Linked DNA regions of Homo sapiens: region 2 is linked to region 1. Evidence: chromatin loops called from intact Hi-C (ENCODE). Cell type or tissue: HCT116. All regions are shown on one strand. Each heading gives the region's core, and the rest is flanking DNA. Links, peaks and the distances in the headings are about the cores only. Region 1 overlaps ABCB9 (ATP binding cassette subfamily B member 9). Region 2 overlaps VPS37B (VPS37B subunit of ESCRT-I).

The links. Hi-C counts contacts between places; a loop is a spot of excess contacts. Peaks named below come from ENCODE experiments on the same cell type or tissue, not always from the same donor. Only the 100,000 strongest peaks of a DNase experiment are listed, where the experiment ranks them.
Region 2: it touches region 1 in a loop (6-fold over the local background); 33 of 110 quality-filtered maps call a loop at or near these places.

Annotation. Positions count from the first base shown.
Region 1 is chr12:122,948,879-122,957,083 of GRCh38, reverse strand. It overlaps ABCB9 (ATP binding cassette subfamily B member 9), which reads left to right. Exons shown (of 12, transcript NM_019625.4): 3 at 6,519-6,633; 4 at 7,166-7,296. Among named protein-coding and RNA genes, the nearest start is that of ABCB9, 13 kb to the left of the region's middle. In HCT116, for the core only: a CTCF peak has its summit at 4,581 (motif pointing right); DNase peaks (open chromatin) are centred at 4,623 and 5,543; H3K27ac peaks cover 688 bases.
Region 2 is chr12:122,879,969-122,882,468 of GRCh38, reverse strand. The region is part of intron 1 of VPS37B (VPS37B subunit of ESCRT-I); the gene reads left to right. Among named protein-coding and RNA genes, the nearest start is that of VPS37B, 15 kb to the left of the region's middle. In HCT116, for the core only: a CTCF peak has its summit at 1,516 (motif pointing left); no DNase peak of the experiment used is centred there.

The DNA.
Region 1 (8,205 bases), core at 3,552-6,051:
GGCAACAGAGCAAGACCTGTCTCTACCAAAGAAAAAAAAAAAAATAGGAGAAGGACTAAGTACAGAGCTTGGCTTGTCATGGTAAGTGCTCAGGGTTGTTAGCTATTATGAGTTTTAAAAATTTTAAGCTGGGCGCGGTGGCTCATGCCTGTAATCCCAACACTTTGGGAGGCCGAGGTGGGCAGATCACTTGAGGTCAGGAGTTTGAGACGAGCCTGGCCAACATGGTGAAACCCCGTCTCTGCTAAAAGATATATAAATATTAGCCGGGCACAGTGGCTCATGCCTATAATCCCAGCACTTTGGGAGGCCGAGGCAAGTGGATCACCTGAGGTCAGGAGTTCGAGACCAGCCTGGCAACATGGTGAAACCCCATGTCTACTAAAAATATAAAACTTAGCCAGATGTGCTGGCATACGCCTGTAATTCCAGCTATTTGGGAGGCTGAGGCAGGAGAATTGCTTGAACCTGGGAGGCAGAGGTTGCAGTGAGCCAAGCTCACACAACTGCACTCCAGCCTGAGTGACAAAGTGAGACTCCATCTCAAAAAACATAAATAATAAAATAGTAAAATAAAAATGTTAACTGACAGAGACAGAGCCTAGAGAGGTGACAATGCAATAACAATGCCAGAATGTTCTGAGAGAGGACAGGCAAACCCAGAGCTGGCCCTGACTCTGCAGCCCTGTACTCCTACGATCTACCTCTGCCCTCTCAGTCCCATCTCCTCAACATCTGTGTGAGGTTAGGCAAGTTATTTAACCCCTCTAAGTCTTAGCCTCCTCTTCTGTGACATGGGCATAGTAGTACCCCTCCAATGGGGTTGGAAAGGTCAGTGAATCCACATGGGTGAGACACCTTGGACAGCTCCTGGCACATAGACACCTCCCAGTAATACTAGCAGGTGTGAGGACTGGGATGACCCCTTCCCATTAAACCAGGCAGTTTCTCCTGGCTCATGCTGGGCGGCCCAAAAGTCCCCTCCTTAGGAAGCCACCTTAGATTCTGCCAACTGTGGTAACTTTGTCTGCACCTCAGTTATAGCTTTTATGACATAAAAATCATATGTTCAGGCTGGGTACGGTGGCTCACACCTATAATCCCAGAACTCTGGGGAGCTGAGGCCTGCAGATCACCTGAGGTTAGGAGTTCGAGACTAGCCTGGACAATATGGCAAAACCCCGTCTCTACTAAAACTACAAAAATTAGCTGGGCATGGTGGCAGCCGCCTGTAATCCCAGCTACTCAGAAGGCTGATGCAGGAGGATATCTTGAACCCAGGAGGTGGAGGCTGCAGTTAGCTGGGATTGTGCCACAGCACTCCAGCCTAGGCAACAAAGTGAGACTCCGTCTCAAAAAAAAAAAAAACAAAAAAACAAAAACCCAAAAAACTATGCATTTATGCTGGGCACAGTGGCTCATGCCTACAATGCCAGTACTTTGGGAGTCTGAGGCAGGAGGATCACTTGAGGCCAGGAGTTCAAGACCAGTCTGGCCAACATAGCAAGACCCTGTTATGTATGCATTCACCCTCCTGCCTCCCCTCCCAGGTCCTGAGCCCCTCAGGGGCAGGGGCCAGGTCTGACTCACCCTGGATCCCAGTAGCTGGCACAGAGATGGGCTCACTGAATGAATAAATGAACAAAAGTATGAATGACTGTCATGCCTGTGCAGACAGATGGTGCCCCATGCCATGACCTTGTTTACCCGACCTGCTGGGGCCCTGCCGTCAGCTGCTGTGTGGTCGGGGAATGCAGACATCCTTAAATACTGCTGAGCAGATTTTCCCGGCTTGCAGGATTGCATCAAGAGTCAGGGCGCAGACTCGAGGCTCAGGCTCCCGACTTCACTGATAACTTTAGGCAAGTTATTAACCTGGCCAACGCTCACTTGACCATTCTGAAGTGAGGGCTTTCTTGGGGTACTGTGAGAAAGAAGTGAGAGGAAGCTTGGTGCCTAGCACAAGTAAATACTTAATCAGTGTTAGGGCCAGGTGCAATGCCATGTACCTGTGACCGCAGCTACTTGGGTGGCCAAGGAGGGAGGGTTGCTTTGGCTTAGGAGTTTGAGACCAACCTGGGCAACATAGCGAGACCCCATCTCAAAAAAGACAATTAGGTACTGTGATTATTAATAATTATTTTTCAATCAACAAGCATTCAGCAGTGCCCAGCTTTTCTGTACCCTCAGAATCTTAAAACAAACAAACAAAAACAAAAAACAAAAAACCACCCATTGGGAAATGTTAGTTTTAGGGTTGAGTATCTCTTATTAAATTAAGGTTCTTTAGAGGCCAAGTGCAGCAGCTCACACCTATAATCCCAGCACTTTGGAAGGCTGAGGTGGGCAGATCACTTGAGGTCAGGAGTTCAAGACTAGCTTGGCCAACATGGTGAAACTCCGTCTCTACTAAAAATACAAAAATCAGCCGGGCGTGGTGGCACACGCCTGTAATCCCAGCTGCTCAGAAGGCTGAGGCAGGAGAATTGCTTGAACCTGGGAGGTGGAGGTTGCAGTGAGCTGATATCGTGCCACTGCACTCCAGCCTGGGTGACGGAATGAGACTCTGTCTCAAAAAATAAAAAATAGGCCGGGCACGGTGGCTCACACCTGTAATCTCAGCAAGGGGGGGCAGATCACCTGAGGTCAGGAGTTCGAGACCAGCCTGACCAACATGGAGAAACCCCGTCTCTACTAAAAATACAAAATTAGCTAGGTGTGGTGGCGCATGCCTGTAATCCCAGCTACTCGGGAGGCTGAGGCAGGAGAATCGCTTGAACCCAGGAGGCAGAGGTTGCTGTGAGTGGAGATCGCACCATTGCATCGCAGCCTGGGCAACAAGAGTGAAACTCCGTCTCAAAAAAAATAAAAAAAATACATAAAAAACAAATGGAGTCCTTTTTTTTTTTTTTGAGGCAGGGCCTCCCTCTGTCACCCAGGCTGGATGGAGTACAGTGGAGTGATCACAGCGACTTCAGCCTTGACCTCTCCAGCTCAAGTGATCCTCCCACCTCGGCCTCCCAAAGTGCTGGGATTGCAGGTGTGAGCTACCTTCTGTAGCCTAAGATTCTTTAATATGGATTTCATGGCAAACCAAATGTATAAACTTGGGCAAGTGACTTAATCTCTCTGAGCCTCAGTTTCCTCTTTTGTGTAAAGAATACATTTCCACAAATGGAAGGAATAATTGTACCAAACCTATAGGATTACTGGGTGGCCTTTGAGACTTAAGAAGGTAGGGGAGCAGATATCTGGGGTAAGTGGCTGGGTGTGGTGGCTCACACCTGTAATCCCAGCATTTTGGAAGGCCGAGGCGGGCAGATCACTTGAGGTCAAGAGTTCAAGACCAGCCTGGGCAACATGGTGAAACCCTGTCTCTAATAAAAATATAAAATTTAGGCCAGGTGCGATGGCTCATGCCTGTAATCCCAGCACTTTGGGAGGCCAAGGCAGGTGGATCACGAGGTCAGGAGTTCAAGATCAGCCAGGCCAACATGGTGAAACCCCATCTCTACTAAAAATACAAAAATTAGCCAGGTGCAATGGCAGGTGTCTGTAATCCCAGCTACTCGGGAGGCTGAGGCAGGACAATCACTTGAACCCAGGTGGCAGAGGTTACAGCGAGCTGAAATCGTGCCAATACACTCCAGCCTGGGCGACGGAGTGCGACTCCATCTCAAAATATATATATACATATATAAAATTTAGCCGGGTGTGATGGCGGTCACCTGTAATCTCAGCTACTTGGGAGGCTGAGGCATGAGAATCACTTGAACCCAGGAAGTGGAGGTTGCAGTGAGCTGAGATCATGCCACTGCACTCCAGCCTGGGTAACAGACTGAGACTCCATCTCAAAAAAAAAAAAAAATGTATGTGGTAAGAGCACTCCAGGCAGAAGGACTAGCCCATGCAAAGGTCCTGAGGCAGGAAGGTGCCCAGTTGTTCAAGAGCAGACACCAGTTAGCTGGAGCAGAGGGAGTGAGATGGGGCGGGGAGAAGACAAAGGTCTCTGCTAGCGGCTCAATCATGCAGGTCCTTGTGGGCTATTGTAAAGACTTTGGCTTTTACCATCTCACTGGATGAGAAGGGGGATTTGGACTGTTTTGAGCCAAGGAGCAACAAGATCTGAAGTTAGTTCCAACAGGATCCTGCCTTCTACTGTGTGGACAGGCTGATGTGAGCAAAGTTGAGAGCAGGCTACTGAGATAGTCCCAGTGAGGTTAATGACTTGGACCAGGGTTGGGGCAGTAGAGGCAGTGAAAGTGGTCAGGTTCTGGAAATGGTCTGAGTATTTGCTGGTGCATTGGAGAGTTTCACGTAATTCTTGTGCAGATTCAGCAAGAGAGTTTGCCGGCATGCTTTGCACAGCCCCTGGTACCCAGTAAGGCGATTATTAGCATTGGTGCTTGCTGGAATCAGATATTCCAGAATATTCTGTCACAGCTCATCGTTGCCCTCTTCTTTTCTGTGGGTAAACTGAGGCAGAAACTCAGGCTGGGTGGAACTCTGCAGCCTCAGCTGGAGACCTCGTCTGGCCAAGGACTGTGGGGACACAGGCCCTCTAGGCTGCCACCTCATGGTCCCAGCAGAGGGCACCAGAACTGCACAGAAAGTCTCACTACCCAAGTGTCTGAGCCAGGCCAGACTGTGCTAGCCAGACCTGCCCGGGGTTCATTCACTGACCTTTATTGAGCACCTACTGTATGCCCAGCCCCAAACCTGGCTCTGCTCATGGAAAGAACTTCAGTGGAAACAGGTCCTGGGATGAACAAGGGCCTGGCCTGGCCTGGTGATGCCACTATTTCCTTAAGAGGAGAGTGGACATTCCGGATTATTGTCGGGGGAGTCTCATTTCTGCTGCTGTAACAAAATACCACAGACTGGGTCATTTAGAAACCATAGAAACTGATTTCGTACTGTTCTAGAGGCTGGGAAGTCCCAGATCAAGGTGCCAGCAGGTTTGGTGTCGTGAGGGCCACTCTCTGCTTCCAAGATGGTCCCTCCTTGCTGTGTCCTCTGGAGGGGAAGACTGCTGTGTCCTCACGCTGCAGAAGGTGGAAGGGCGAGAGATGGCAAACCAGGCTTACAAGCCCTTTGAAAAGGGCCCTCATCCCATCCTGGAGAGCTCTGCCCTATCACATTGGCGATTATGTTTCAATATGTAAATTTTGGGAGATGCATTCAGACCACAGGAGGAAGGGAAAAGAAAGAGCCCCCAGGTTGAAAGCCAGTTTAGGTTTGAGTCCCAGCCTTTCCCCTTGCTGTGTGACCTGGAGTAAATTCCTCAGCCTCTGTGAGTCTCCCATTCCACCCCAGGATTGTTGTGAAAACACAGTAAGGCAAGCGGGTAAGAAAGCACCCAGCAAGGTGTCAAGTGCCCCACCAGGAGGGGTGGGGTGGCAATTTCCAGCATTGCTTGGAACCAGAATAGCAACGTCTTCTGAGGTTCCAGAATTTGGACTCTGAACCCATTGAGAAGAATGAAATCAACTTTGGCGTCAATCAGCCACTGATTGCCATGTGGCCTGGACGAGTCATCTCATTCAACTTCACTTTCAGCCGGACGCTGTGACTCAGGCCTGTAACCCCAGCACTTTGGGAAGCTGAGGTGGGTGGATCGCTTGAGCCCAGGAGTTAGAGACCAGCCTGGGCAACCTAGCGAAACCTCGTCTCTACAAAAAAATACAAAAAATTAGCTAGGCCTGGTGGCGTGTGCCTGTAGTCCCGGCTACTCAGGAGTCTGAGGTGGGAAGATCCACTGAGCCCAGGAGGTTGAGGCTGCACTCCAGCCTGGGCGACAGGAGTGAAACCCTGTCTCAAAAAGTTAAAAAAAAAAAAAAAAAGGAAAATATTTTAGAAAAAGAAAAACAAATTAATTTTTCTCATTTGTAAAATGGGGGTGATTCCAGGGCCTGCTCCAAAGGGAATGAAACAAAGTTCAGGAGCGGTGGCTCATACCTATAATCCCAGTACTTTGGGAGGCCAAGGTAGGAGGATTGCTTCAACCCAGGAGGTTGAGACCAGCTTGGGCCACATAGTGAGACCCCTGTCTCTACAAAAAAAAAAAAAAAAAAATTAGCCTGGCATGGTGGCACATGCCTGTATTCCCTACTCAGGAGGCTGAGACAGGAGGATCACCTGAGCCCAGGAGTTTGATGCTGCAGTGAGCTATGATTACACCACTGCACTCCAGCCCGGGGGACACAGCGAGACCCTGTCTCAAAAAACAAGAGAATGAAGCATCCTGCAGGAGCCCTGGCTCGATGCCTGGTAGCCACTATAAATAAAGAAGAACCAGCAGGCTGTGTGGATGCAAGGCCCAGTGCTCCCCTGTTCTCTGAGGAGGGGGGCATTAAGCACCCTGGGGCCCCACGATGGGCAGCAAGAGTTTGCCGAGGGAGGAAAGCCCACCGGTGGAGTGGGCAGAGGGGTTGGTGTGTGGACTTCTGGAGCCTCAGGAGGAAGGGTGCGGGTTCCCCTGGCTGCAGACGTCCCTGAGGCTGCCCTGCCTCCCCCAGGAGAGACCTTCCTGCCCTACTACACGGGCCGCGCCATTGATGGCATCGTCATCCAGAAAAGCATGGATCAGTTCAGCACGGCTGTCGTCATCGTGTGCCTGCTGGCCATTGGCAGGTAGCTGGCTCAACCCCCACGCCCTGCCCCGCACACCCCGACCTGCACCAGGGAGGGAAGGGAGGGCCTGTTCCTAAGGAAGACAGGGGCCAGGGAGGCCCTGGAAATGCCCCTGGTGGGCCTGTCCCTCAGCTGGTCACCCTGGGAACCGGCTTCCACACTGTCTTAGAGCACCCTAGAACCACACCCTCTGGTCCCTGAAAAGGGCTTCAGTCCTCAGGGTTCCCTGCTCACCCTCCCTGGCTGTTTTCCAAGTAGGAATCTGGTCCCAAACAGAACCGGCTTTGTCTGAGCTGTTCTGGAAGGAAGAGGGTCTGGCTGGCACATTTGGGTCTCTTGTCCCACAACTGTCCCCTTTGCCCTCACCTTGAGGGGGGCTCCCACTGGGAATGAGGGGGACCCCGCAGGGATGCCAGCCCTGGAGTGGGGCTGCGGTGGGGCTCCCAGGCCTGCCGGCAGCGGGAGGGGGCAGCCGGGTGTGGTCACTGGTCTGGAAGGACATCGTGCTATAATATCTCTTATCTGCAATTAGCTCATTTGCCGCAGGTATTCGGGGCGGCATTTTTACCCTCATATTTGCCAGACTGAACATTCGCCTTCGAAACTGTCTCTTCCGCTCACTGGTGTCCCAGGAGACAAGCTTCTTTGATGAGAACCGCACAGGTTGGTCCTTCCAGTGCCCTAGGTGTCCTGGGGGCTGGGCCCCACCCCTGTGGGCTTGCCTGGCACTGAGGAATGAAATGGGCGTGTGGGTGGTCTCAGCCCTCTGTCTTCTCCTCCTGCTGTTAGTTCAGGCTGGGAACACCCTGGGCTTGGCCTGTGTCCTGGGAGCTGGCTTGCTCACTGAGGTTTTGGTGTGGGCTGCGGCCTCTGTGGGGCCCAGGCCAGGCCACCCGAGGTCCCTGCAGGAGCCAAGGCCTTGCTTTCCATTGCCCCATGGAAACCACCAGGTCCAGGACTACCCACGCCTGTGGCCGACAGAGACCCTGCTCCCATGGGGGTCAGCAGGTGAGGGCCAGGGGCCACAACGGGGAAGACGATAGAATATCCACCAAGATCCAAGCTCTGAGAGACACCGGCCTGGGTCGAAGCCCTGGTTCCTCCACTCACGAACTTCACCTCTCTGATCCTCTGTTTTCTTGTCTGTAAAATGGGAACACGGATAGTAGCCACCCCATGGGGTCCTTACACAGCTCTTAGCACAATGTCCAACTTAGGTAAGAAGTGTCTGCGCTTTCCTGCCCGCCACCAGCCAGGTTGTTATTTCCCTAGAAGGGAAGAGGAGTTACCCCCTCTGCCAGTGACAGGGAGGAGACATGGGTTTGAAGTCTGGCTCAGTCACGGACAGGCTGTGTGACTCTACGGGGGCCTTCCTGTTCTGAGCCCCAGCCTCCTCCGCTGTACAGCGGGATGTCATGAAGCTTAAGCAAGATGCTGATGACTGGGATTGGCTCAGAGTAGCCCTCGAGGGGTATCTGCTCTTCTCCCCCACCCCCCAACCCCGCCCACAGGTAGGGAGGCCCGGCTTCCCAGTGTCTGTCTCAGAGGCCCCTTAGCATCCCCCACCGCCAC
Region 2 (2,500 bases), core at 1-2,500, 71 kb after region 1:
CTGGAGAGGAAAAGGTGAAAATCAAATTTCCCACCAAAAGGAACTAGTATTCCTTTGAGAAGGGCCAGCTAAGCTTGGGGGCAGCAAATGTACAGGATTGGTCTTAGACATATTTTACTGGAGAGCAGGGCAGCAGTGGTGTCCCAGAACAGCCTTTTATCAGAGATAAAAACTTCATTACTTCATAATGATACTCCCAAAAAGCTTATTGGTCATTTTTGGAGTTTGCTCAGGTATGAACTCAGTCTTCCAAAAGTTGGTTTAAAAAGAAAAAAAAAAGAACCAAGCATTTATCCAGCTTTTCCTATATAAACTGTATTTCATGTAGTCAAATAGATGAGGCAAAAAGTTTTTTATAGAAGAAATTGAGCCAACACATGCAGAGGATGATATTAAAGGATTATTGTGAATTTTGCTAAATGTGATTATGGCATTGTAGCTAGGGTTAAAAAGTTCTTACCTGTTAGAAATATAAAATTTTTAAGCATGAATGATGATGCTCGAAGTTTGCTTTAAACTACTTTTAAAAAAAAGCGGGAATATAGATGAAGATTGGCAAATGTTGCTAATTGTCGAACCTAGGAGACGGTTATACATAGTTTCATCATACTCATCTCTCTACCTTTACTTTTTGAAAGTATCTTCTATAAAAGGTTTTTTTAAAAAAGGTATAAATAGGAATGAACCTTAGATGATTGTTGTTATAACATGAAAATAGAGAAATAGTAAACTAGTAAATTTCCATTTGATCCTCTGCTGGAGTGTAGTGGTGTGATTACAGCCCACTGCGGTCTTGCCTTCCCTGGCTCAAGCAAGCCTCCTTCCTCAGCCTCCCAGTAGTTGGGACCACAGGTGCATGCTGCCATGGCTGGCTCATTTTTTATTTTTTGTAGAGATGGGGTCTTACTTTATTGCTCAGGCTGTTCTCCAACCAACTCCTGGGCTTAAACAATCTGCCTGCCTGGGCCTCCCAGAGTGCTGGGTTTACAGCCATGAGCCACCATACCTGGCATAATTTATTTTTAGAGATAGGGTCTCACCATGTTGCCTAGACTGGCCTTGAACTCCTAGGCTCAAGTGATCCTCTTGCTTCAGCCTCCCAAGTAACTGGGGCTACAGGCGTGAGCCACTGCACAGTAGTTAAGATCGCAGCTCTGGAGGGAGTTACTAGCAGTTGTAACTTTGACAGCTCGTTTAACCTTCCTAAGATTGTGTTTCCTGTCTCTTGAGTAAAATGAGGACAAATTTGTCTCACTGTCACAGAGGATAGAATGGAGACAGTGGAACTAAGAGAAGGTGGCACATGCTAGCTATGCTCAACAAATGTCAGCAAATTTTGTTGAAATGTGGAAGATACTGACAAGAGCAAAGTTTTCAGATCAGCACCAGTAACTTGTCTTACTTAAACCGTTAAAATCACATCTGTTTTGATTTTTCCCCTTTTTCTCTTTTGAGCCTTTTATTGGAAGAGCAGATGCAGTCTGTGCGGGTATGCAGTGCTGCAGTACGAAGTGAATGGCACCCCCTGGAGTTGGGCAGTGCACAACGCTCAGTGCCTTACGTAGGAGGATGGGCTTGACTGAGACTCTGAGCCAGACTCCCTGTGATGATGGTGTCTCCCCCGAGCCTGGCACACAGAGGTGCTTCCCAAGTATTTCTTGTATGAATGAACGAACAGATGAATGGGCCAACCACTGTGCTGGAGCATGTCATTGTGGCCCTGATGAGCTGTAGAAATGGAAGCTTGGGATTAGGGTTTTTCTGTGTGTGTGTCGTGTTTGTTTTTTTTTTTTCCTTTCTGTGGAGATCAGTGCCTCACTCCGTTGCCTAGGCTGGTCTTGGTCTCCTGGGCTCAAGCAATCCTCCTGCCTCTACCTTCCTTAGTGCTAGAATGACAGGCGTGAGCTACTGCACCGGTGTGTAAATTACACGTGTAAATATAGTGGCTTCGAGGCTCTCATGACAGTAATGCTACTCTAACATTCTGATATGCTTTCTAAGTGGGAGAGGGCTGATTTCAGTGAAGAGAAGCGTCGCACAAAGCCAGCTTGTGTCTGTGTCTCCGTGTGTGTTTTGTGTCTCATGTTTCACCACAGTTAATGGGTAGCTTCGCTTTCCAGCCATCAGTGTCATCATCTTCATTTTTCCCCCTTTCCATTTCACTGCCAAACTGTTATCACTGCTGGAGTAAAAGCTAGGAATGCAAGTAGTTTCCCAGTTTATAGCTGGTTGTATCAACCCATGACGTTACTGTTTATGAATTTGAACATTCAAAAAGGCTAATCTTCAAAAAAGCTTAGCAGGATTTTCACAATGACTGACAGATAGTGTCCTGAGGCCCCAATTATGAAGATTCTTATGGTTAAAATTGAGCAAGTTTTTTTTGGAGTACATTGGCACGATCTCGGCTCACTGTAGCCTCTGACTCCTGGGTTCAAGTGATTCTCCTGCCTGCCTCAGCCTCCCAAGTAGCTGAGACTACAGGCGCACACCACCATGC